Linked DNA regions of Homo sapiens: regions 1 and 3 are each linked to region 2. Evidence: read pairs that join two places in POLR2A ChIA-PET (ENCODE). Cell type or tissue: OCI-LY7. All regions are shown on one strand. Each heading gives the region's core, and the rest is flanking DNA. Links, peaks and the distances in the headings are about the cores only.

Evidence for each region. Peaks named below come from ENCODE experiments on the same cell type or tissue, not always from the same donor. Only the 100,000 strongest peaks of a DNase experiment are listed, where the experiment ranks them.
Region 1: POLR2A ChIA-PET joins it to region 2 with 5 read pairs; 1 of 35 experiments calls an interaction of 5 or more read pairs at or near these places.
Region 3: POLR2A ChIA-PET joins it to region 2 with 7 read pairs; 3 of 35 experiments call an interaction of 5 or more read pairs at or near these places.

What each region holds. Positions count from the first base shown.
Region 1 is chr9:123,682,399-123,690,603 of GRCh38, reverse strand. All of the region lies in intron 5 of DENND1A (DENN domain containing 1A), which reads left to right. Among named protein-coding and RNA genes, the nearest start is that of MIR7150, 200 kb to the right of the region's middle. RefSeq lists an enhancer at 5,713-5,762. In OCI-LY7, for the core only: no CTCF peak of the experiment used is centred there; no DNase peak of the experiment used is centred there; H3K27ac peaks cover 430 bases.
Region 2 is chr9:124,814,146-124,822,350 of GRCh38, reverse strand. OLFML2A (olfactomedin like 2A) reads right to left here. Exons shown (of 8, transcript NM_182487.4): 8 at 7,469-8,205. Among named protein-coding and RNA genes, the nearest start is that of WDR38, 35 kb to the left of the region's middle. In OCI-LY7, for the core only: no CTCF peak of the experiment used is centred there; DNase peaks (open chromatin) are centred at 3,520 and 3,860; H3K4me3 peaks cover 1,288 bases; H3K27ac peaks cover 1,330 bases.
Region 3 is chr9:124,563,876-124,572,080 of GRCh38, reverse strand. The region is part of intron 2 of NR6A1 (nuclear receptor subfamily 6 group A member 1); the gene reads left to right. Among named protein-coding and RNA genes, the nearest start is that of NR5A1, 61 kb to the right of the region's middle. In OCI-LY7, for the core only: no CTCF peak of the experiment used is centred there; no DNase peak of the experiment used is centred there.

The sequences.
Region 1 (8,205 bases), core at 1,623-5,622, 1.1 Mb after region 2:
GAAAACACAAAAACTAAAATGAAAAAATCCTTCGTATATATTATAGAGCCTGCTTTTATATCTAAATATATTGTAAATGTTTTTCCATGTTAAGTATTCTTCTATAGTCTGATTTTAATGAATATATAATATTCCATCATTTTGATAGTTCATAATATATTGTAATCATTCTATTATTATACATTTAGGTTGCTTTCAAGTATTTTCAATTATGAATAACAGTACTTAACAGGCAACTTTTTTTTCTTAAATTTTAAGGCACTGCATGCTCAATACATAAGCTGTAGAAGACACAGAAAAGAATGCAGAAGAAAAAGATTTTCTACAATCCCATAATCTAGAAAAACCACTATTAGTTTGTCTTTTCTTCTGGTCTTTCTAGGAGCATATATGATGGCATGTGACACATAGTGGTGTATACCCCTTGTTTTCCCTCCTCCTTCCTCCCTCCCTCCCTCCCTCCTTTCCTTCTTCCCCCCTCCCTCCTTTTTCTTCCTCCCTCCCTCCCTCCCTCCCTCCTTTCCTTCTTCCCTCCCTCCCTCCCTCCCTCCTTTCCTTCTTCCCTCCTTTTCTTCCCTCCCTCCTTCCCTCCTTTCCCTTTCCCTTTTCTTTTTTGGTACAGACTCTTGCTGTGTCACTCAGGCTGGAGTACAGTGGCGCGATCTTGGCTCACTGGAACCTCCAACTCTTGGACTCAAGCCATCTTCCCACCTCAGCCTCCTGAGTAGCTGAGGCATACAGGATTACAGTGACTACAGGCAGGCGCCACCACACCCAGCTAACTTTTGTATTTTTTTGTAGAGACAGGGTTTCCCCATGTTGCCCAGGCTGGTCTTGAATTCCTGGGCTCAAGTGACCCACCCGCCTTGGCTTCTGAAAGTGCTGGGTTTATAGGCGTGAGCCACCACACCTGGCCATTCTTTTCAACCACTATTATTTTATGGACATTTTCCCATATGATTAAAAATAATCTAAAATATAATTTTCTGTTGCCTGGATTTGCTGTAATCTCTCTAGCCATTCTCTTAGCACATGTTTAGAGAAGTGTGTGTGTGCATGTGTGTGTTGTGCTGTTATAAGTAATAAAAGAACTATCATTTAAAATATATTACCAAAAAAATTGTCACAATATTTAAGGCCGGTAAAAACATAGTAAAAATGATTCATGCGTACATTTTTCTGCCCTTCGTTTTAATTTTCTACTTTTTGTAGTAACTCATTAAAAGGCAACTTTCCTGCATTCATTCAATCCTATATGAGTTTATGAATTTACATCAGAGGCCAGGTGCAGTGGCTCACACCTTTAATCTCAGTACTTTGGGAGGCCAAGGCAGGTGGATCACTTGAGGTCAAAAGTTCGAGACCAGCCTGGCCAATATGATGAAACCCCGTCTTTACTAAAAATACACAATTTAGCCGGGCATGGTGGCATGCACCTGTAATCCCAGCTACTTGGGAGGCTGAGGTGGGAGGATCGCTTGAAGCTGGAAGGTGGAGGTTGCAGTGAGCCGAGATCACGCCACTGCACTCCAGCCTAGGCAACAGAGCAAGACTCTGTCTCGGAAAAAACAAAAAAGAATTTACATCAGAGAAACATATTTCTGCCAGGAGGTTTGCTGACTGAGCATCTTTTCTCTAAAATTTAGTTTTTAGGGTTTCTGTTTTGAAAATTATAAATACAGCCTTAATTTGAGGGAGTTTTTTTAACAACAAATTAGGGTTTTGTAACATTATGGACTGCTTTTCATGGCTTATAATAAAGCAGTGCCATCTGTACAAAGGTTATTTTAAAAATCGGGAGTGGCTGAGGGTAAGAATTCCATCAGGGTCTCAACAGAGAGTGACCAGTGGCATTTTATGTTGTAGCTTTGGGTGCCTTGTCGTGGATTCCCAGCTCTTCAGCCTCCTCGTGTTTGGGGCCCTCTGTTCTGTTGAAAGGTTCATTTGAGAAACCTGCCTATTTCATGCTGTGGCTGCTGTGTGATTTGGGTACAGAAGGAATGCGCATCATACCTCTTTTCAGGGCGGCCCAACCATTACTTACCACATTTTCCAAGCTCTGCGCCTGTTGCCTCTATCAGATCATTCCTAATGCCATGATGACTTCTCGCACAAATCTAAACCAGGGACCAACTTTAGTGGAAGTTATGCCATATTCCACTCTCTACTCAGTGCCTGACTTATATATATTAGGCAATGAATGAGTGAATGAATGCTGTCTATAACACAAATGAGCTTAATTATTATCTCATTTTGACAACAGCTAATCAAATGTAAAGTATAATCACTGTGTAACATACACTTTACTGAAACCATTCCCAGGGATTTTTTTCCAGAAAAGTACTTACTAGTATAGGAAGTCACACAGAACTGGATTCGACCCTCATCTACTTTGTGGCTGTGTGACTGTGAGCAAGTTAGCTTTTCTGGGTGTCAGTTTTGCCATTCGGTATCTGGGGATATGATGGTACCCTATCTAGAATTACAATGAGTAAATAAGCAAAGGCATGTAATGCTCCTGGCATTTGGTAAATTCCTGAATAAATGGTCTCCACTACTATTAAAATATTTACCACTCTACTTCTAATACTTTGATCGGTTTGGTGCACAGCAGTCAATGTGCTTGCACCTAGGTGGATCTTGTAGTTGTAGTTGAATAGATTCAGTCCTCTTCAGGATTGCTGGGCTTCCATGTAATTAATTGTGTACAAATAATTTTGCTTCCCTCAGCCTGACCCAGGTCTGCTGCAAAATTAGATAGCCGTGAAGCTTTTCCACAGAATAGGAGAATCTGGTGGGCCAGACAGAATCCCATGGCAGAGTGAAGCAAGAAGAAGGGCTGCTTGCCTTGCACAAATTCTTGCTTTACTCTCTCTAAAAACCCCTCGGTTTCATTTTCAGAAACATTTTGGGAAAAACTTCTCAGTGAAAGAGTTGCTTCGTCACTAAAGGTAACTTGAGAGCAGACCAGTTTCCCGTCTGTCTTTGTTGCCAGCTCTCTAGTTGAAAGGTTCTGCTTTGTACCCGAAGGAGGCTTTGAACATCAGCTGTCTGGAACAATCTCTGGCCTTATCGCTTATTTTAATGTTCCTTGCACAGGGTCATTCTTGGATGTGGTGCTCTGGGCAATCTCACCCCAGAATGCTTCCCTTCCTTTATTTAACCTCTGACCTGTGGAAACAAGAGTTAATCAAGAGTTCTAAGGTAGCTAAGAGGAAGGGGAAGTGTTTGGTTACAAATTAAATATGAACAAGTCATAAGTCATAAATCCCCAGTAGTGCCACCAGTTGTGTGTCTCAAGTTGCATATGGTACAGAGTGTTTGGGTTATAAATTCAAGTTCAGAGCTCTCTGATCGCTGGGGGGGTAGGTGCGAGGTTCATTTTATTTTGGGCTAAAACTCTGCCTCCTAAAACATTACTTTTATTGGACTAGCTTCATTCATATCCTACTTTCTCTGTGTGCCCGTCTCTCCTTCTTCCTTTCTTTACCTGCCTGCCTGCTTGTGTTGATTGGTGTGCTGTTCTGTGAATTGAGACAGAACTGCTTCCCTGAAAGAAGTTAAGCATATGGAAAAAGTTGCCAAGGAAAGGCATTGAAGCATAGAGCGTAAATGGGTTTAAGAGACAGCCAGACACTTTTATAGAGAGATTTGCGATTGAATGATATAACATTCAAGCAGAGATCTGGGGTGGAAATGAACTTAAATGAGTACTATTTGTGGAAAGCTGATGCCCTGTCTAATCTAGCATTTCCTTAATTGTCACCATAAGCATACATTTAAAGCTTTATACTTTAAATTAAAAAAGGCAACACAGTCTGTTTAAGAATCTAAGACATAGGCCATAGTTTTTCTAGAAAAAGTTCTTAAAAATATGCATTTAGGGTATAGCAGAGGCACTGGGTCTTGACACGAAACACTGGAAACTTAAAATACTCTTCTGCTGTGTTTGATTAAAACATTTTAAATTGAGCTATTTATATTTGTGTTTCTGAATATAACATGTACACTAATTCCTGAAGCAATAAAGAGCTGACACATGACTAGTGTCCCTGGAGCTGGCAAAGTAAGAAAACACGCTGAATTGTTGGGAGGCAGCCAGAGTTAGATTGCTCAGAACACTTGGAGCCGAGGGGCTTTTGGAGGCAAGCTTTCCTTTATCTTATCAAGCACTACAGTGAGAACCACAAGGTAAGGATTTTATATCCTAATCTCAGGATTTATCATTGTACGTGATCATACTACTATTGTACTGTTTAGAGCAGGTCAGACTGAGAAATCATGCTGGACTGGTTTTGTGTCTGATCTGTGGTTTTAGTAGCTGTGTCATCTTAGGGAAATTACTTCATTTCTCTACGACTCAATTTTCTCATCTGTAAAATGGGATAATTCATCTCACAGAGTTATGAAGAGTAATATTTCAAAGCACCTAACACTTGATACCTAGTTTCCCCCCTTACTGCATTAGCTTCTACTCTCTAGCCCTAAAATGAGGTTAATATCAAATGGCATCTGACTGGGATCATTGATTTTTTTGTTTATTACTGCAAGTAGGACACGGATCCTCATGTAGCCATTTCTTCCTTTTGTTGTGTTTTTTTTTTTTCTAGTAGAGACAGTGTATTTCCTAGGCTATGAAAGCTCCAGTAGGGTGGGCCTTAGTTAGAACCTCACTAACCCATTACATTATATTACAGTAGTAATTTAAACCATAAAATAAGATACTCTGAATGGGGAAAGTCTTGCAGGTGTGTGAATACAGGAGTAGGCAGCATCATAAACTCTCCTAGGAAAATGATGAAAGGCCTATGTGCTCACCCTGCCTGGGCTCAATGGAAAATATTGAGAATTACACTGAATTGTCAGTGCAGGTGCCATTATTCCAAAGATCTCATGTTACCAACACTTCACCGGTGATAACAGAAAAGTGCCTCTGTGCTTTCCTCCTGAGCAATCTCCTTCAATCAAAGTAATACTCTCATAGAAATAAGATGACAAAGCCACTCTCTAAAAGCAACAATTATTGAATGCCCATCAAGAAAGAAAAGAGCCTTGTTTCCAAAATCAAATCCAAGTGTATGTTTGGGTAGATTTATATAAGCACAGATGTTTTATGGGAGTTTTTGGTGTTTCTTCATAATGCAAATTAATATTTCTACTCATTCAGTACATATATTTTCCTGCATAGATATAATAGGTATCACAATGGGACATTAATTATGGACATAAATCAGAGATTCTTGAGCTTAACTAAATATCGTAATCAATTTACAGTTTGAGATTAGCAGCTGTGAGCAAAGCAGAATGCCCAGACTGGGTGAGACTGGCTTAGAGCTCCCAAAGAGGATTGTGTTTTTCTCTTATTGAGGTTGCTTTGACTTTTGATGTTATCAAAGAGTACGGTATTATCAGGGTGAAACAAATTGTACTCAGTTTCAGGCACTGTGATAGGTGCATTTACATATGTTTCAGCCTCAAAAGAACCATGTGAGGGTAGATATTCCCATTTCACATGTAGGGAAGGAAGAGCATGGCTCAGGCCACAGCCAGTAAGTAACAGAGCTGGTACTCAAACCCAGGTGGGTCTCCTGACTTTGCAATCAGTGTCAAGCTGATCAGTGAGGTGTCACTTCCTCTTGGAAGACTTTCTAGAATCTCTTCTGTGTTCCCTTTGTGAACCTCTATCAAAGCACTGACCCAGTGCTGCTGACATTATCTGCCAGTGTGTCTGCTTTCCTCTTTAGACTGTGAGCTCCCCAGATACTGAGACATGGGCCTTATTCCCCCATGTACCTAGCAGAGGGCCAGGCATATACTGGTGGGTCTTAATAAGCATGGGAAAATATGTGGGTAGATGCCATTGATGGAACATTTGAAAAATGAATCATCTAGAAATGTGTGATGTTTGGACTGGAAACGTCTCAGTTTTAAATTCTGTAAAAATGTTCATTGAAGCTAAATGTGGTTATCTCAGGAAGATGAGGTGTGCTTTTCCCTTAGGGAGGAACCACATATAACCTTGGTGCTAAGGTTGTGGTTTGAGAATCATAGACCAGCACACATGAGTGATTTCTGTTGTGCTTAAAGGTGGGAATGCTTGCTGGCTGAGTATAATAGGGGAGAAGATGTGTCTTACAGAAGGCAGTGCAGTTGGGCTCTGGGGTCTTTCCTCCTTCTCACCTCGAGTTAGGAGGGAGAGGGAAAGGAATGAGAAGTATAGGAGTGGAAGAGCTCATGTGAAAGCTTTTCTCTTTGGTGCGTTTGGAGAGAAGAGTATCTTCTGAAGAGAGGGACAGAAGAGGAAAAATGTTTGGAGCAGACTGGAGGGGGTGGGCAACAGGAGGCCTGTGGCACTGCAGATTAGAGGATTCTTGAACAATTTTAAGGGTTCACGTGTGCTTGAAAAATTAGGTTTTCAGATGATTGTCATCAGCCTGGTTTTGTGAACTTTTTACATAGCAATTGAAATGGGAACAAAAAGAGTAGATGGTGGGGTTTACTTGTGTTGAGGAGATGGGCAAAGGGCAAGAAATCTTGTTTGTAAGTATTCCTTGATCTACTTTGAATAATCACTTGCTCTATACTCATTATTTATCCCAGACTCCAGCAGGACATTTGCAGGAATTGTTTTTTAAAAACCAGGTCATTTTCCAAACCCAAATGCTGCCTGCTAAATTTGGATCCCCACGTCCCGACTAGAGTTGGTTGACTGTTACTCTGTAGCTCTAGTGGTAATTAATGGCCTTAATAGAACCTATAGAGATGAGTTACGTCTGTCAAGGTAAGCTATGATTTATTGAATGTCTCACATGTGCCAGGAATAATTAGGGGTTAAATAGTCAATACACAGTCACCGTCCTTGATCTCATGGAGTTGACACCAATGGAGAAGACAGGCAAACAAGCACGTATTATAAACGATGGGGAGTTTTAATGTCTAGTAAGCCCAGGAGGTCTTCATATTCTGGGAATAAAATGCATCAATTTAAATGGGGACCAAAAGCTCATAGTAAAAATGAGGAAAAGGTTAGGATTTTATCTAGAAAAAGTATAAAAAAGTATAAATTTACCTCAACAAACTCTGTCTCTTAATTCCAACAATGCAGTAATTCTTAGAAAGAATAATGCATCAAGTATTGTGGGGAGAGGAGGTTATAATTTTTCTGACTTAATAACAGTTCATAGTTGACTTTCACAGCATAATCATAAAAGGAGTCATTTTTTTCCAAAAGTATTTGAGGACTTCAGTTTCCCGAAGGTCTCTTTTATCCTTTCATATTGAAATCATTTTCTTTTGATGTGACTGTTGTGTTACTATCCTTGTTTTTCTTGATTTTTCTCTTCATGTCTTGTTAAGTGGTCTAATACAGCCAGGTCTTCATTTGTCAGTGACTTTGCCTCAACTCTGTGCAGGTATCCAGCATGTCCAACATGGGCTTCATAAAATCCAGTCTCCTTTGCAAGAGTTGTAGTTTTAGTTCATGGCAAATTTGCATTTTATTATAGATGTTTGGCTGAGATACAGACAGAGGAGCAGGGATAGATGCTAGGTGAAACTTGAAAGGGTGGATAGGGGACGTATTGTCTGGAAACTGGAAGGGTGGAGAAGGGTCATGTTGTTTGAAGCAGTCACATTGTTGGTGAGTATTTTCCTCTTATAAGAGCTTCTGTTTTCCTGCCCATTCTGGTTGACCACATGGTATGAGGAATTTCTGTAGAATTCTGGAGGAGCCTCTGACCCAGACACCAGGAATCAAAGAGAGATTCCCAAAGCTGAGATTGCCAAGGGGGACAGGAAGCGTGTTCTGGATTGGTGGCTGTCATGTCCATCAGGTACATTAGCAGGTGGTGTATATCTTTTCATAGAGGAGGAAACTGAGTTTTGGGAAGACCGCTTTCTCGAGGTGTCACATCTAGAAAGGAGCAGAACTAAGATTCAAACTCGGGGTTACCAGACTCAAGCCAGTGTTCTCCCCAGCATGTGCCATGCTGCTCTGCTTTTTAACATTGGGGAGGAGGTTTTTTTGTTTTGTTCTGTTTTGTTTTAATAGGAAGGCTTTAAATATTGAGTGCTGAATGGTCTTAACCAAGGGATGCTTTGCCATTGGAAACACGTTGGCAAAATCTGCTGACAGAAAGAAAGGGATACCTCTCCTCAGGTATTCAACATGGAATGTCAGGAGCTCCTCAGACAGTAGCAAGTCAC
Region 2 (8,205 bases), core at 1,420-5,419:
CAGATTTTTATTTCAGAAAATTCACTCCAGCAGTGGAAGTTGAGGGTCAAAGGATGGGAAGATATAAGAAACAGAAAGATCAGTGTGGAGGCTGTCAACAAATCCAGGTAAGAGCTAGAGTGGAAGTATTATTTAGACATAATACTTTCTATAATAGAAATGGCAAAATGTAGCATACATTCCACCACTCTAATTTCTTATTCTCAGCAGACATTGCTAATCGCTGAGTCCTTGTTTGCACTGGGCAGCTCACATAGATAGTCACTACTAAACAACCTGAGTAGACACATGGATGAATGAAATTTGCTCTTTCTGGACAAAGGAGAGGCATCACTTGTGAAGATATCCCTGTGCTTGCTAACAATTCACTCTGGGTTTACCCCAACCTGAGATGCTGAAGGTCAGACCGAGGGTGATGCCCTAAGTCAGTCTTTGATATCATGTACGTTGCATCCTGCCTCATTTTTCCAAGTGCCTTCTATGTTCCCATTTATGGACTTTTTTCATGTCCATGACCTCATTTTAACCTCACAATGTTCCTGGGAGATCAAGGTTGTCACTCCCATTCTACAAATGAGGAAGCTAGCTGGGGTGCGGTGGCTCATGCCTGTAATCCCAGCACTTTGGGAGGCCCAGGCGAGGTCCCGAGTTTGAGACCAGCCTGGCCAACAAGGCAAAACCCTGTCTCTACTAAAATTACAAAAATTAGCCAAGTATGGTGGTGGGCACCTGTCATCCCAGCTACTCGGGAGGCTGAGGCAGGAGAATCACTTGAGCCAGGGAAGCAGAGGCTGCAGTGAGCCAAGATCACGCCACTGCTCTCCAGCCTGGGGGACACAGCAATACCCTGTTTCAAAAAATAAACAAAAACAAAAACAAAACAAAACAACAACAACAACAACAAAACCCAAAAAACAATGAGGAACCAGAGATTAGAGACATCAAGCAGCAAGCATAGGTTCCACAGGTGGTAGGTGGCAGAACCAGGATTCAAACTGAAGGCTGTTGGGCTCCAAGAAACTCGGACAAGTTCCTTCCAAAATGAGCTTGCCCAGGCTGCAGCAGCTGTTTGCATTTGTCAGGGACTCATGCAGAAAAACTACAACAGATTTGGGCTGGACATGTTAGTAGCAGTGACTTTCCCCATCAATAAAATCTGTGGCTTAAACAGACCTGGGAAACTTGACTTTTGAATCACCCTTGTCTAATCCATCCTGGTGCTGAGCCATGAGGAAGGAAGGCTCTGGCCCTGAGTGGGGGTCAGGGGCAGCTGGGAGAGGGAAGATCTGCACAGATGGTGAGGGGCGGAGGCCTCTCATGGAAGAGAATAAAGTTTCTGTCCTTGCAAAATTGGAATGAGGGCCCTGGAGCCAAGCAGCCAGGGCCGGGGAGGGGCCAGCCAACCTTTGGCACGTGAAATGCCAGCCGGCTCTCATGGCAGATAATTTTCGGTGATAATTCATCCCACCAGCAGGCGCGCATTCTGAAAGCCCTGTCTGTTCCTGCCTCACGGGGTCCCTGCAGGAATGTGGGGGGTTGAGGGGCTGGCCCCGGATGTAGGCTGAGTGGGCAGGGCAGTGTCTGGGCACTGCCTGGGGCCAGAGGGAGCCTTTGTGCTCTGTGCCTTGGGAACACCCCCACTCATAAAGACACCCCATGGGGGGAAAGGCTATCACGCCAGGCTAGGGCCTGCTCTCTTGGTTTCTTCTTCTGCGGCAGCCAACCCAGAGGTTGCTTTCCTGGGTACAGCCTGGGATCCGATACACCTCTTCTTTCTCTGACTTGTGGTGCATGCATCAGCCCCCAGATTCGCCCTGCCATGCCGGGTCCACACCAGCTGCGGGGTGCTCCTTCCAAGTGCCAGGAGGGTGATGGGCAGGGGGCCTCTACCTGGAATGCATGGCACAATCTCCTGGGGAGCGTTTAAAACCCACCCAAAATGGGCCGGGCGCAGTGGCTCATGCCTGTAATCCCAGCACTTTGGGAGGCCGGGGTGGGTGGAACACCTGAAGTCAGGAATTCGAGACCAGCCTGGCCAACATGGTGAAATCCTGTCTCTACCAAAAATACAAAAATTAGGCTGGGCACGGTGGCTCATGCCTGTAACCCCAGCACTTTGGGAGGCCGAGGCTGGCAAATCATGAGGTCAGAAATTCGAGACCAGCCTGACCAACACGGTGAAATCCTCTCTACTAAAAATACAAAAATTAGCTGGGTGTGGTGGTGTGCACCTGTAATCACAGCTACTCAGGAGGCTGAGGGAGGAGAATCTCTTCAACCCAGGAGGCAGAGTTTACAGTGAGCCAAGATTTCGCCACTGCACTCCAGCGTGGGTAACAGAGTGAGACTCCGTCTCTAAATAAATAAATAAAACCCGCCCAAAACGGCTGGGCACCATGGCTCATGCCTGTAATTCCAGCACATTGGAGGCTAAAGCAGGAAGATGGCTTGAGGTCAGGAGTTTGAGACCAGCCTGGGCAACATAGTGAGACCTCATCTCTATAAAAAAATTTTAAAAACTTAGCTGGGAATGGTGGTGTGTGCCTGTTGCCCCAGCTACTTGGGAGGCTGAGGCTGGAGCATAGCCTGAGCATGGGAGGTAGAGGCTGCATTGTGCCATGATTGCACCACTGCACTCCAGCCTGGGCAACAGAGTGAGACCCTGTCTCGAAATAAATAAACAAATAAATAAAACTAAATAAAACCCTCCAAATTTTGGTCCTCGCTCCCACGGACTGGTATATGGTCCAGGGTGGCGTCTGAGCACCAGCATCTTTTGAAACTCTCCAGTGATTCTGACATGAGCCTATGTGGGCTGAGGTCGAGGACGATTGGTGCAGCTTTTTGAGAGGGTGGCACTGCAGCTCAGCCACTTCCAGCTGTGTGGGTGGCCTTAAACACTGTAGCAGCCTGTGCCTCAGTTTCCTCATTTGTGAAATGTGGGCAGCAACGGTACCAATTTTATGGGGCTACTGGGAGGATTCAATGAGATAGTGCCATAAAGAATCAGCACCACACCTGGCTTAGAGCAAAGGCTTGGACGATGTAGCTCCTGCAGATGGTTCCTACTCATTCCTTTCCCACACTGGCCACGGGGAGATTTGGAACCTTGAAGTCGCAGGAAAAAAGTCTAAAGAGCAGAGAGGGCCCTCTCGAGGACTGTACCACCTGAGGTGACCAGGGGAGGCTCCCTTGCCCTGATCCAAAGCTGGTTGGGAGGTGTGGGCCGCTCCGTGGCTCCTGTGCGGATTCCCATGGCTCCTGTGGCTCCGGGAGCAGCCCACACTCCTTAGCAAGGCACATGGAGGCCCCGGGCTCTCCACTCTTCCAGCAGTAAAGCTCAGCGAGAGGGTGTGGTTGAGTGTGGCTTCCCTGCTCCCAGCAGGCTCTCAAGGGCAGGGAAGGGACTTGCTGAACATGGTGCTTCTGAGCCTGGCACACGGAAGGTATGTGTCATGGTGCACAGCCCACAGCACATGACATGCAGACCTGCCAGGACAGAGAGCAGATGCTCTGAGCAGAGAACCACCTGGTCACAACCCTGACAGTGGCCACCACTTCCTGAACGCCCACCGTGCACTGAGCCTCAGGCTAAGAGCTTACTCACAATCGCCCGGTGACTGCTCTTTTTGGCATGTGATGTTGTCCGCCAGGATGATAAAGGTCAGAGATAAGCCTGTCCAGCCCCCGAGCCCACAGAGCTCTATGGCCTCAGCCTCTGTGGGCCACAGGCTTGCCTTGAACACTGGATCAGGGCACAGCCAGCCGTGTGCCTGCCATATCCAGTGCTGTGAGTGTTATTGCCACAGACAAGAGAAAGGCCACAGCTTTTTTTTGTAGTTGCAGACTGGGGTGGGGGTTTTTAGGCAGGTGTTTTTCTCTGAAGATGGGTTTTCTCATTTTCCTAGAACCGCAAGATGAAGAGAGTCGCCGTTAATATCCTGTCTGCTCTCCAGCCTCCATGATCTGAGATGGCATTCTAGAGATTTCTGTGTGGAACCTGACTTAACAAATATTGCTGCACAAATAAATGAAAGAAGTGTAGCTTGTGCAGCGGCCATGGCTTCAGAGCCAAGGGTGGCTGGCTCAGGAGTTCATGTAGGAACTTGCCCAAGGTTTCAACATACATCAGTTGGTTATCTGAGGACATACGTTGAGAATCTCCTGGGTGCTGACACAGTGGGGAACGAGGTCTGTTCTCACAGAGCTCACAGAGGGGAGATGGATGTGAAGCAGGTAAACTCATAAATTAATAGTAATTAGTGGCCAGGCATGGTGGCTCAAGCCTGTAATCCCAGCACTTTGGGAGGCCGAGGCAGGTGGATCACCTGAGGTCAGGAGTTCAAGACCAGCCTGGCCAACGTGGTGAAACCCCTTCTCTATTAAAAATACAAAAATTAGCCAGGCTTGGTGGTGGGTGCCTGTAATCCCGGCTATGTGGGAGGCTGAGGCAGGAGAATCTCTTGAACCCAGGAGGCGGAGGGTGCAGTGAGCTGAGACCGTGCCACTGTACTCCAGCATGGGGGACGGAACAAGACTCCGTTTTAAAAAAAAAAAAAGACAGAGTCTTGCTCTGTTTCCCAGGCTCAAGTGATCTTCCCACCTTAGCATCCTGAGTAGCTGGGACTATAGGTATGCACCACCATGCCTGGCTAATTTTTTAGTATTTTGCAGAGACAGGGTCTTACTGTGTTGCCCAGGCTGATCTAAAAATTCCTGGGCTTAAGTGATCCTCCCGCTTCAGGCCCCCAAAGTGCTGGGATTACCAGTGTGAGCCACCACGCTGGACCTCTGGCTGGGGTCTTAAGCCAGGAAAAATGGGGTAGTGGGGAGCAGATGGGACAGGCTGGTGAAGGGCTCAAGGAGCGATGTCATGATCCAGGTCACCCAAAGCCCAGCCATTTTGGCTTGCATGGGACTAGAGTCAGCCCCAGGGGTGTGTGCAGGGTGAGAAGGATGTGGCTCCAGTGGCCACTGCAGTGGTGGAGTGGCATTGCTGTTATGTTTCTGGTTGGTGTGTCTATGGAGAGCAGGACCCCTATCATTGCCAGGGGCTACAGGGACAGTGCCCAGGTCTGCCAAATCTGGCCTCCCACTGGGGGAGGCTGCGGAGGGAGGTCTGGCTGAGCAAGTGTGTCTGTGGGCATCTGTGCATCTGTGTATGTGGGGGTGGAGATGGTCTTAATCCAAGTCCACCCATGAGTAGTTGAGACAGCTCCTCTAAGCTGCCATGTGAGGGCCTGAATCATATGGGAGAGAGCTGTTCCCTTTCCATCCATTCCATCTCTCTGAGTATATTGAGGACAGTGTCCACTTGCTGCCACTTTCTGTCCACTGTACCCTTGACGTCCCGTAAACACTTGCTAATCTTCCTTTTTTTTTTTTTTTTCTTTTGAGATGAAGTCTCGGTCTGTCACCCAGGCTGGAGTGCAGTGGCGCAATCTTGGCTCACTGCAACCTCCGCCTCCCGGGTTCAAGCAATTCTCCTGCCTCAGCCTCCCAAGTAGCTGGGAGGCACGCACCACCACACCTGGCTAAATTTTGTATTTTTAGTAGATACGGGGTTTCGCCGTGTTCACCAGGCTGGTCTCGAACTCCTGACCTCAGGTGATCCGCCTGTCTCAGCCTCCCAAAGTGCTGGGATTACAGGCGTGAGCCACCACACCTGGCCTCTAATCTTCCTTTTTAACGAAGGGCGATGGGGCCTGAGGGCTAGTGGATACAGTCTGTATTGGAAGGCAACTGTGGTGCTTGTTGTCAATGTAGCATCCCAGTTTGTGGTCATTGCCACTGGCTTTCTTTTTACTATTGTAATATACATCTTCCTCCTTAAACATTTGTTTAAAAGCATTTTTTAAATAAAGTTTCCTTTAATTTTACTAAAATCATTTTAGTGAAAAGAATGGAATCATCTGAAAGAGAAACAGTAAGTCATGCTGAAGTTGGAAAAGGGAAATGGGAAAAATCACCAAGAGGGGTTGTGAATGACTGCAGTTTGGGCCACATGGGACTATGCGACCTCCAAGGTCCCCTCCCCAATTCCATGATACGCTCTTTTTCCTAGGAAAGCATTCTTTTTTTTTTTTTTTTTTTTGAGACGGAGTCTCGCTCTGTCGCCCAGGCTGGAGTGCAGTGGCACGAGCTCGGCTCACTGCAAGCTCCGCCTCCCGGGTTCATGCCATTCTCCTGCCTCAGCCTCCCGAGTAGCTGGGACTACAGGTGCCCATCACCACGCCTGGCTACTTTTTTTGTATTTTTAGTAGAGACAGGGTTTCTCCGTGTTAACCAGGATGGTCTCGATCTCCTGACCTCGTGATCCACCTGCCTTGGCTTCCCAAAGTGCTGGGATTACAGGTGTGAGCCACAGCACCCTGCCAGCCTTTCTTTTCTTTTTCTTTTTTTTTTTTCCTTACCTTTCCCTTGGCCCCACATTCTCTGACCCAGGAGTGAGTGTACCCTGCACCTCTCTCTGCAGTTGGCACAGGAAGGCAGGGAAGGGGCCGAGGCTAGTGTCTGAACACCTTTGGGAACACCTGGCTTGTCTTCTCCACTCGGCGGGGTCTGGCTTTCAGTCTCAGTTGGATTCTGCACAGCTCACCACTCCAATTAGTTCCATCGGCAGTGTAGCAACAATGCCAGTTCTCATAACAAACTCTTTATTTTTTATTTTTATTTTTTTGCATGCCACAACGCCTGGCTACTTTTGTTTATTTTTTGTAGAGAGGAGGTCTCACTATGTTGCCCAGGATGGTCTTGAACTCCTGGTCTCAAGTGATCCTCCCACCTCAGCCTCCCAAAGTGCTGGGATTACGCGCATGAGCCACCATGCCCGGCCTCCAATTCCCATTCAGCTAACAGCGTACTTAATCTCCCATCCACCTACCCCATTCATTTTTCCACACCATCAGTTCCTTCCAATGCCTGATCATGAATTTTTTTTTTTACTTTTTTATTATTATTTTTTTTTTTTTGAGATGGAGTCTTGCTTTGTCACCCAGACTGGAGTGTGGTGGCGCCATCTTGGCTCACTGCAACCTCCCAGGTTCAAGCAACTCTCCTGCCTCAGCTTCCCGTGTAGCTGAGACTACAGGCACGTGCCACCATGCCCAGCTAATTTTTGTATTTTTTGGTAGACAGGGTTTCACCATGTTGGCCAGGCTGGTCTCGAACTCTAGAATATATACAATATGATCTTCTCCATTTTAATAGGAGAAAGGTCAGACCCCAAGCAAATTCCCCAAGTTCGACCCCTGGTTTGACAGATTCTAAGGCTTATGCTCTTGCACAGTTGTTTGTGAGTGTGCACTCCTGTGCTGTGTTGACCTCTAGTAATCCACCTACCTCAGCCTCCCAAAGTGCTGGGATTACAGGTGCAAGACACCATGCCCAGCCGACAAATTATTTGTTTTAAAAGTTATTAAATGTATGTGTTCTGATAAAGATATGGACCACAGCATTTAGTCCAGACTTTTAAATCAAACCTTTGATCATGTCTTTATTTAGATATAGCCCATCTTGTTGCAAAACAGATATCTCAGCAACTTACAAAAATAAAGTACAATAGCATAAAAATAAAAAGATTAGGGTAAAGGTAAAAGCAGAAAGCTAGAATGAAGCGAGTCTAGTAGGAGACTCAGCACAATTGGAAAAAAAAGGGTCTCGAATTTGACTTTGAGCTTCCCAGCGGCCAAAACAAGGAAGAAAACATGACTGGTTACAAGATTCCTACCAACAGTTAGTCTGGGACTCTGGTACAAAAACAGACCTGGTTTATACCTTGACTCTACTGCCTGTTGGAGACGTGACCCTGAGCAGGTTGCTTAAGCTCTCTGAATTTGAGGCTCATCACCTGTAATGGGGAGGAATAATGCCGGCCTCGGGGCTCCTGGGGGGGGATTAGGGGTAAAGCTCTAGAAGGGTCTTGTCCTCACTAAGCTGCATGTTCTTAGCTGTAAGAGGGAGTTCACAGCCCTACCCTGAGCGGGAGAGAACTTGACCAAACCTGTGGCATAAAAGAGGTGGGGCTGGATTCCAACCCAGGGCTCCCTAACTCCCAGCCAGGGCTCTCTGCCAGCCATCCAGTGCCATGTCCTGTCATGACAGCGGCTTCCAATGCTATCCCAGAGTTAAAGACGCTTTGGAACACATGGGCTTTCAAGAGCCCTCAAATCATTCCCAGGAAAATCCCCCAGCTCCACCTTTAGC
Region 3 (8,205 bases), core at 2,757-6,756, 250 kb after region 2:
TTAGTACAGCTCTTTGTTTCCTTGACTTCCCTGGCATTGTACTGTCCATATTTTCCTTTGCTCCTAGGGTACCTTTTTTCTATCTCTTCTTGTTCTTCCTGATCTCTAAATATAGGCAGGCTTTCATTAAGGTCTGTCATAGTCAATTTTTTTTTTTTATGGTAAGTAAGAGAAACTCATCAAACTTAACTAGCTCAAGCCCTGAATGGAAGTTATTGGAAAGAAACTGGGTTAGAGCATGGAACACAGAGAAACATGGAAGAGTTGGGATTCAGGAGGGATGGCAGGAGTCATCAGGAGCCACAGGAACTACTCTCAGCCCCTCTGAAGCCATGAAGCATAGTACCTCTGCTTTACTTCATCCCCTAACCCTCATGATCACCACTACCACCTAGACAAATATCCTTTGCTTTTCAGGAACAAAGCCATCTCACTAGTCACCTCACAGCTCACTCTCATCCGAAGTTAGCAAGCCCTGTGAAATCTTGGCAATAGAGAGAATTGCATTAAACCAGTGCCTTTTTCCAGTCCCGTCAGCAGTGGCCATTATCTGTCCCTGGTCCAGTCAACTTGTCTAGCAGTGTAAACATAGTGCCCCACAGGCAGGGCAGTGGCTGCTCTCAAAGAAAAGATTGGTGTGGGCTGAGCAGACAGCCAGAAAGATATCTACTGCAGATTCCAGTCTCTCTTCATATCCTGTCCTCTGCAATCGCATCCATGCCCACAGCCTCCCTACAGAAGGACTCCTCAGGTCAATCTAACTCCAGAATTGCATGTTTGTGTTCATTGTGGCTCTCCTCATCTCCCACTACCTCAACTAACCCACTCCTAAGACACAGTTAAATACCCACAGCCAGCAAGCCCTTTTGTCTGTACTCTTCCCTCTGGCTGAAATTCTTTTTGACATACTTCTACTCTAAGGCTCAGTTCAGGTGATACCTCTTCTAGATAATCTTTCCTTCTGCCTCCCCATCTATCTCCAGAATGACTCATTCACTCTTCAGTGTCCACTACATCGTCTCTTGCTAGTTTAGTATTGACTGCTCTGTATTTAAATTATGGGATTGATGTCCATCTCCTCCACTGCCATGAGATACATAAAGGGCATAGAGGGGCTCTCAAATATTTATTCAGTGAGTAAATGTTGCAATGATTTGAGACAAGAAGTAAGAATTTTAAATAATCAATGTCTGCTTTATACTTCCAACTTCAAAAATACTTATTTGTTTAGATACAGTGCATGGATCCAAGCTATCTATGAATGAAATGCCTGTATATTTTTTCCACTGAGAACGATTTATATTTTTGCCTTAGATTCAAGCAACTGTTTCCCTGCCCCCCCACCCCCCACCAAGTAAACAAGGAATCCTTAAAAGTTTCCAGTGACATAAGACAAATAATAGATTTCTCCAACTAGAAAACCTAAGTTTGCTATGAAAATGAAAACCTTGTATTACAAATAACAGCTTAGTTTCTAATTCAGAGATCCCCACATAGAGGAGATAAGAAGGGAATTAAGGACTGTCTTCTGAATTTTTGTTTTCTTGCCCTCACCTACAGTTGAGAAGTCAGATGATGGAGTAGCCTTTTTCCTGGATTCATTTCAGTTCATTGTAGTTTGTTTCTAGGCCTACACAGTTAATGGCATCAGTAACATTTTCTTTTGTCTTTTTCTCATTTTTTCTTCTAGTGTAAACCAAAAAGTATCAAAGACAGGTCTCAATCAAGTTAGAAGTTTATTTTGCCAAGGTTTAAGGACACGCCTAGTAGACAGGTCTGTGCCTTTCTCCAAAGAGGGTTTTAGAATTGAAACGGGAAAAGCAGGCTGGAGGGGAAAGGGGAAAGGTATGGTCACATTACTGAATCCACATGTTGCAAGAGAAAAGGAGCAGCTAGGGGAATAGTCAATTATGTATTCATCTCAGTAAATCAGCACTTTACTTAAGATAAGGTGAACATAGAGTTGCTGCCCATGGAGATAGGTAACATTTTATCTGTAGCTATCTGCTTAGGAACAAAAGGAAAGGCAGCTTCTTGCATGACTCAACTTTCAGCTTAATTTTTTTTTCCTTTGGCATAGTAAATTGGGCTCCCAGACTTTTATTTTCCTTTCACACTAGTGATCAGTAAGAATAACTCCCAAATAGTCCATCAGTCTTGTAAATTGCTCACTTGTTTTCATTCAGCTGATGTCAATTTTTAGAAATGTCCTCTGAGGAACTCCATGTGTGACCTTGGAAATGGAATTTTATAGTAGTATGTGCGGTGGAATGGACATGGTATGTAAATAGAGGAACAGTGCGATGATTTTTTTATTATTTGTGTTTAAATTCTGTGTTTGCAAATGAAATTTTGAGGGTACCTGTTCCCAATTTCAATTCTGCTGTACAGCCTGAGGCCTTCATTTCAGATAGTGGCAACCTCATGAAACTGATTGGAGTCAGTCCTTAGAATGTACAACTGATCAGAGAGTTGGAACTAGTAATCCAGTTGAAACAGATCCCTTTTGTTTTAAATACCCTTTAGCCAGGCAAGTTCCAGATTGCCTTAGTTGTCAATAAAATTTTGGTCAAGCGAGTGGCTGTATTCTCCATTTCCTAAATCTGGCCTTCATCACAGTCTGAAAAGCAGGTTTTGATAAAAATCGGTTTCCAAATGTAATTTGCGTAACCTGAGCCCTTGGAATGGGTAAAATGCCCTTCCTGGGGTGGAGGAGGTATTTTTGTAACAGCAAGGCTGAGTGAAGGTATGAGAGTATGAAGCCTTTTTGTAACAGGTTTTGTCCTGTGTTTAACCAAATTAAGGTAGAACCGATTGCTAGAAGGGGAGGGTGTGTTGTGCTCACTTACAAGATAGATTGCACGTAGTTCTCTGTTTCACAGATTTTGTTGTGACTCCTGTCATTTCTTTGTTTCCTTAAAGGGGGGGATGGGTGATGCAGCAGCAGCACTGAGGCTCATTTTTTTTTGAGATGGAGTCTTGCTCTGTCACCCAGGCTGGAGTGAGGTGGCGTGATCTTGGCTCACTGCAAGCTCCGCCTCCCGGGTTCATGCCATTCTCCTGCCTCAGCCTCCTGAGTAGCTGGGACTACAGGCGCCCGCCACCATGCCTGGCTAATTTTTTGTATTTTCAGTAGAGACGGTGTTTCACCGTGTTAGCCAGGATGGTCTCGATCTCCTGACCTCGTGACCCGCCCGCCTCGGCCTCCCAAAGTGCTGGGATTACAGGCGTGAGCCACTGTGCCCGGCCTGAGGCTCAGTCTTGATACCTGCCATACCAACCATCCTTCTCTTCCCCCACCTTCACAGGAGGTAGTTTATGTAATGGGAAGTCTATCTTTTGAAGAGTAATAAGGTTAAAACTCAGTTCCATCACTGATTTGCTGTGTCCTTGGGTGAATCACTTTGCTTTTCTAACCCTGGGCAAGTCACTTAATTTTTTTCTTAATAAAAATAAAATACAGAAAAAGATACACAAATGTTTAACTTGTCTTACTTTTCATGCAAGTTTTTATTTGGAAAGCATGGGTTGATTACATGATTACATTTCATTCTCCTCTTAAAAGACTGTTTCTATGTTTCTTTTGTTTTTTTTTTTTGAGACAGAGTCTTGCTGTGTCACCCAGGCTGGAGTGCAGTGGCACAATCTCGGTTCACTGCAACCTCCGCCTCCTGGGTTCAAGCAATTCTGCCTCAGCCTCCCAACTACCTGGGATTACAGGTGCCTGTCACACACCCGGCTCATTTTTTGTATTTTTAGTAGAGACGGGGTTTCACCATATTGGCCAGGCTGGTCTCGAACTCCTGACCTCAGGTGATCTGCCCGCCTCAGCCTCCCAAAGTGCTGGGATTACAGGCATGAGCCACCACGCCCAGCCTCTGTTTCTTTTTTTTTTTTTTTTTTTTTTTTTTGAGATGAAGTATTGCTCTGCCAGGCTAGAGTGCAGTGGCGCCATCTCAGCTCACTGCAACCTCCACCTTCCAAGTTCAAGGGATTCTCCTGCCTCAGCCTCCAGAGTAGCTGGGACTACAGGCACACACCACCATGCCTGGCTAATTTTTGTATTTTTAGTAGAGATGGGGTTTCACCATGTTAGCCAGGATGGTCTCAATCTCTTGACCTCGTGATCCACCCGCCCTGGCCTCCCAAAGTTCTGGGATTACAGGCATGAGCCACCGTGCCCAGCCTGTTTCTCTTTTTTAAATGCGTATGACTCTGTACTAGTTAAAAAAAAAAAAAAAAAAAAAAAGCAAATTTTTAAAAAGCATCTGCTTGAATCTTTGCTGCCTCCTACAAAATGTATTTTCTCTATCACTCCCAATGGATCATGATGTATAGCTAATTATTTTATTTCTTTACCACTCACTTTTAAGTCAGTATGGTTTTTGTCCTAACTAGTTCACCAAAGTGGTTCTCAATAGTGACCTTTGAGCCTTTTTTATTCTGCACACTTTTTTGTTTGTTTGTTTTTCCTTTTTGTGGAGAACAGGGTCTCATTGTCTTGCCCAGGCTGGTCTCCGACTCCCGGGCTCAAGCTATCCTCCTGCTCCTGCCTCCCCTAAGTACTGGGATTGCAGATGTGAGCTACCGCACCTGGCCCTCATATGTTTTGATGTTGCATTTGACAATGCAGTCTTCGTTGTGGAATCCTTTTGTCCCTTATCTTTCTGATAATCATGGATTTATATTCTACCCTTTTCTTCTTTGACCATGTCATCTCACTTTACTTCCCTAAGGTCTCAGCTTCCCCTCTCTGTTTTATCCTGCTGCTGCTTCTCCACATTCTCTGACCCCCTAACCCCCACCCCTTGGAGTTCTGATCTGTTCCCATAGCTTCAACTCTTCTGTGTGTTGAGGACTCCCAGATTCTTCATTTTAGCCCTGACCATTGTCCCCTAAGTAGTTGCCTTTAGAATATTCCCACTTGACTCGCCCGTTGTCCTCTCTTTATTTTTATTTATTTTTTTTTTTTTGAGACGGAGTCTCGCTCTGTCGCCCAGGCTGGAGTGCAGTGGCGGGATCTCGGCTCACTGCAAGCTCCGCCTCCCGGGTTCACGCCATTCTCCTGCCTCAGCCTCCCAAGTAGCTGGGACTACAGGCGCCCGCCACTACGCCCGGCTAATTTTTTGTATTTTTAGTAGAGACGGGGTTTCACCGTTTTAGCCGGGATGGTCTCTATCTCCTGACCTCGTGATCCGCCCGCCTTGGCCTCCCAAAGTGCTGGGATTACAGGCGTGAGCCACCGCGCCCGGCCTGTCCTCTCTTTAAACTAAAGCCATTACTTTTGCCCCGCACTCAGCTTTTGTTTTCCAATTTTCTGTTAGTGTTGCCTCATTTCTCACAGCCACGTGGTTTAGAACCTTGAGTTCCTCTCTGCCACTTTCCTATCCCCTCCTCTCTTCATCTCTCCTCTGTGGTCCAGTCGGTCAGCAAGCCCTTTCTAGGCTCCTGTTCAAACATTTCAGTAGCTTTCTCTCAGCAGGATAATATCGATTGCAGTCTATTCCAAATCAGTTTTCAAGATGTATCTCCCACCATTCCTCCGTAAGATGTCTCTATGCAACATCAATATTCTATGCAATTCTCTCAAACACACCTTGCGTTTGTTTTCCTTCCTTTTGCCGTTGCTGATATCATTTCCCTTTCTTGGAGTGCTCTGCTGTGTTTTATTTTCAGCTTTTTAATTATGAAATATTAATACTTAAAGATAAATAGATAAAATACAAATGTACAGCTTAATGACTTACTGTAAAGCAACCGCCCACGTCAAGATACAGAACACTGCCAGGATCCAGAAGCTTCTCCCTACCACCGTACTCTTAACACTGTATGTCTCTTTCCCTTCTTTGCCTGTTTTAAGCTTAATACAAATGGAATCCTATAGTATTTATTCTTTGCTTTCGCACTTCTTTCGCCCATTGTTTGTACAAGTCATCTGTGTTGTTGCAGTAGTTCAGATATGTTTACTGTTGTATAGTATTTCATTGTTGAACGCATACCATCTGTAGTAATGTCAATGAACATTTGGGTTATTTTAAATTCAGGGCTTTTATAAAGCATGCCGTTGTGAACATCCTTGAACTTGCCTCCTGATAGGCATGTATATGCATTTTGTATTGGGTATATACCTGGGAATGAATCATAGGATAGATGTCTCTTCCACTTTAATAGTGACATGCCGTTTTCCATAGTGATTGTGTAAACAAACAGTCCTACCAACAATATATGAAATTTAGTTTTTCTACATTGCCATCATAACTTGAAGTCTTTTTAAATTTCAGCCATTTTGATGGCTATGTAATATCTCATTGTGGTTTTAATTTGCATGTCCTTGATCACTAGTAAGTTTGAACATCTTTTCATAAGTTTATTGATTATGTGGCTTAACCTCCTTTGTGGCACACCTATTCAAGTCTCACACATTTTTCTACTGGGTTGCCTTTTTCTTATTCTTATATAGGAGTTTTATGTATTTTGGAATATGAGCTCTTTGTAGGTAGTGTATTGCATGTGTCTTCTCCCATGCTGTGGCTTGCCTTTTCACTCTATTAAATTTTGTTACTTTAATGCCATTTTATCAATGTTTTCTTCTATGGTTAGTGCTGCTTCTGACTTTTTTTTTAATTGTTTTTGTTTGTTTGTTTGTTTGTTTTTGAGACGGAGTCTCGTTCTGTTGCCCAGGCTGGAGTGCAGTGGCACGATCTCGGCTCACTGCAACCCCTGCCTCCTGAGTTCAAGCGATTCTCATGCCTCAGCCTCCTGGGTATCTGGGACTACAAGCGCGTGCCACCATGCCCAGCTAATTTTTGTATTGTTAGTAGAGATGGGGTTTCACCGTGTTAGCCAGGATGGTCTTGATCTTCTGACCTCATGATCCGCCCGCCAGAGCCTCCCAAAGTGCTGGGATTACAGGTGTGAGCCTCCACACCTGGCCTTCTGACTTCTTTTTTAAAATCTCTTTATAACTCAAGGTCATGAAGATGTTCTCCTTTATTATCTAATGAGAGATATATTATTTTGCCTTTGATATTTGGGTCTTAAATTATAGTAGAATTGGGTTTCATTTTTTTCCCATATAGATATCAAATTGCCCCATCACAATTCATTGAAAAGCCTTGTCTTTTTCTCAGTGCTCTGCAATGCCATCTTCATAAATTAAATATTCATATATTCATGGCTATGTTGTAGGGTTCTCCATTCCATGCCTTTGGTCTATTTATCTATCTTTGAGCCAGTAAAACATTTTAATTACTATAGCTTTAAAATAAATGTTGATGTATGGTAGATTGTCTTGTCTTTTCTCAAGTGTCTGTACTAGTTTTGTTCTTTTGCATTTCCGTATACATTTCAGAATTAGCTTGTCAAGTTATACACACACACACACACACACACACACACAGAGTGTGGATTTTGAATGGGACCTTACTGAATCTATAGACCTCTACTGTAATGACTCTTCCAATCCATGAGCGTCATATATCCCTCCATTTACTTAAAAACCTTCTTCAGCTTATCTTAGAAGTACTTTATATTAAATAAGTATATTACAGTTTCTCCATAGAGATCTTGTATCTCTTTATTAGATTACACCTTGGGTATTTCATATTTCTTGATGCTATTGTAAACGGCATCTTTTAAAATTTTTCATTTCTGTGCATGGTATAGAAATATGGTTAATTTTTATATATTTCTTATTTTGTCTGCACTGGCTGGGACCTTCCCTACAGTGTTGAATAAAGGTAGAGTACTGATCATAGGCCATCCTTGTGTTATATCCAGTCTCAAAAGAAAAGCACTTTTTTGTTTAAACATTTTATGATTCAGTGTGATTGTTGGTATAGGTTTCTTCAGATAGCCTTTATCATATTAATTTTTTTTCTGTTTCTAGTTTGCTAAAAGTTTTATAATGTTGAATTATATCAAAGACTTTTTTAAATTAAAGCACTATTTATAGCTTTATTTAAGATGAATTTTTCTTTTTGTTGTTGTTGTTGGTTTTTTTAGAGACAGCGTCTTGCTTTGTCATCCAGGCTGGAGTACAGTGCCACAGTCAGAGCTCATTGCAGCTTTAAATTCCTGGGCTCAAGGGATTCTCCCACCTCAGTATCCCAGGTAGCTAGGACCATATAGGTGTGTGCCACCATGCCTGGCTAATTTGTTTATTTTTCGTAGGGATGGGGTCTTGCTATGTTACCCAGGCTGGTC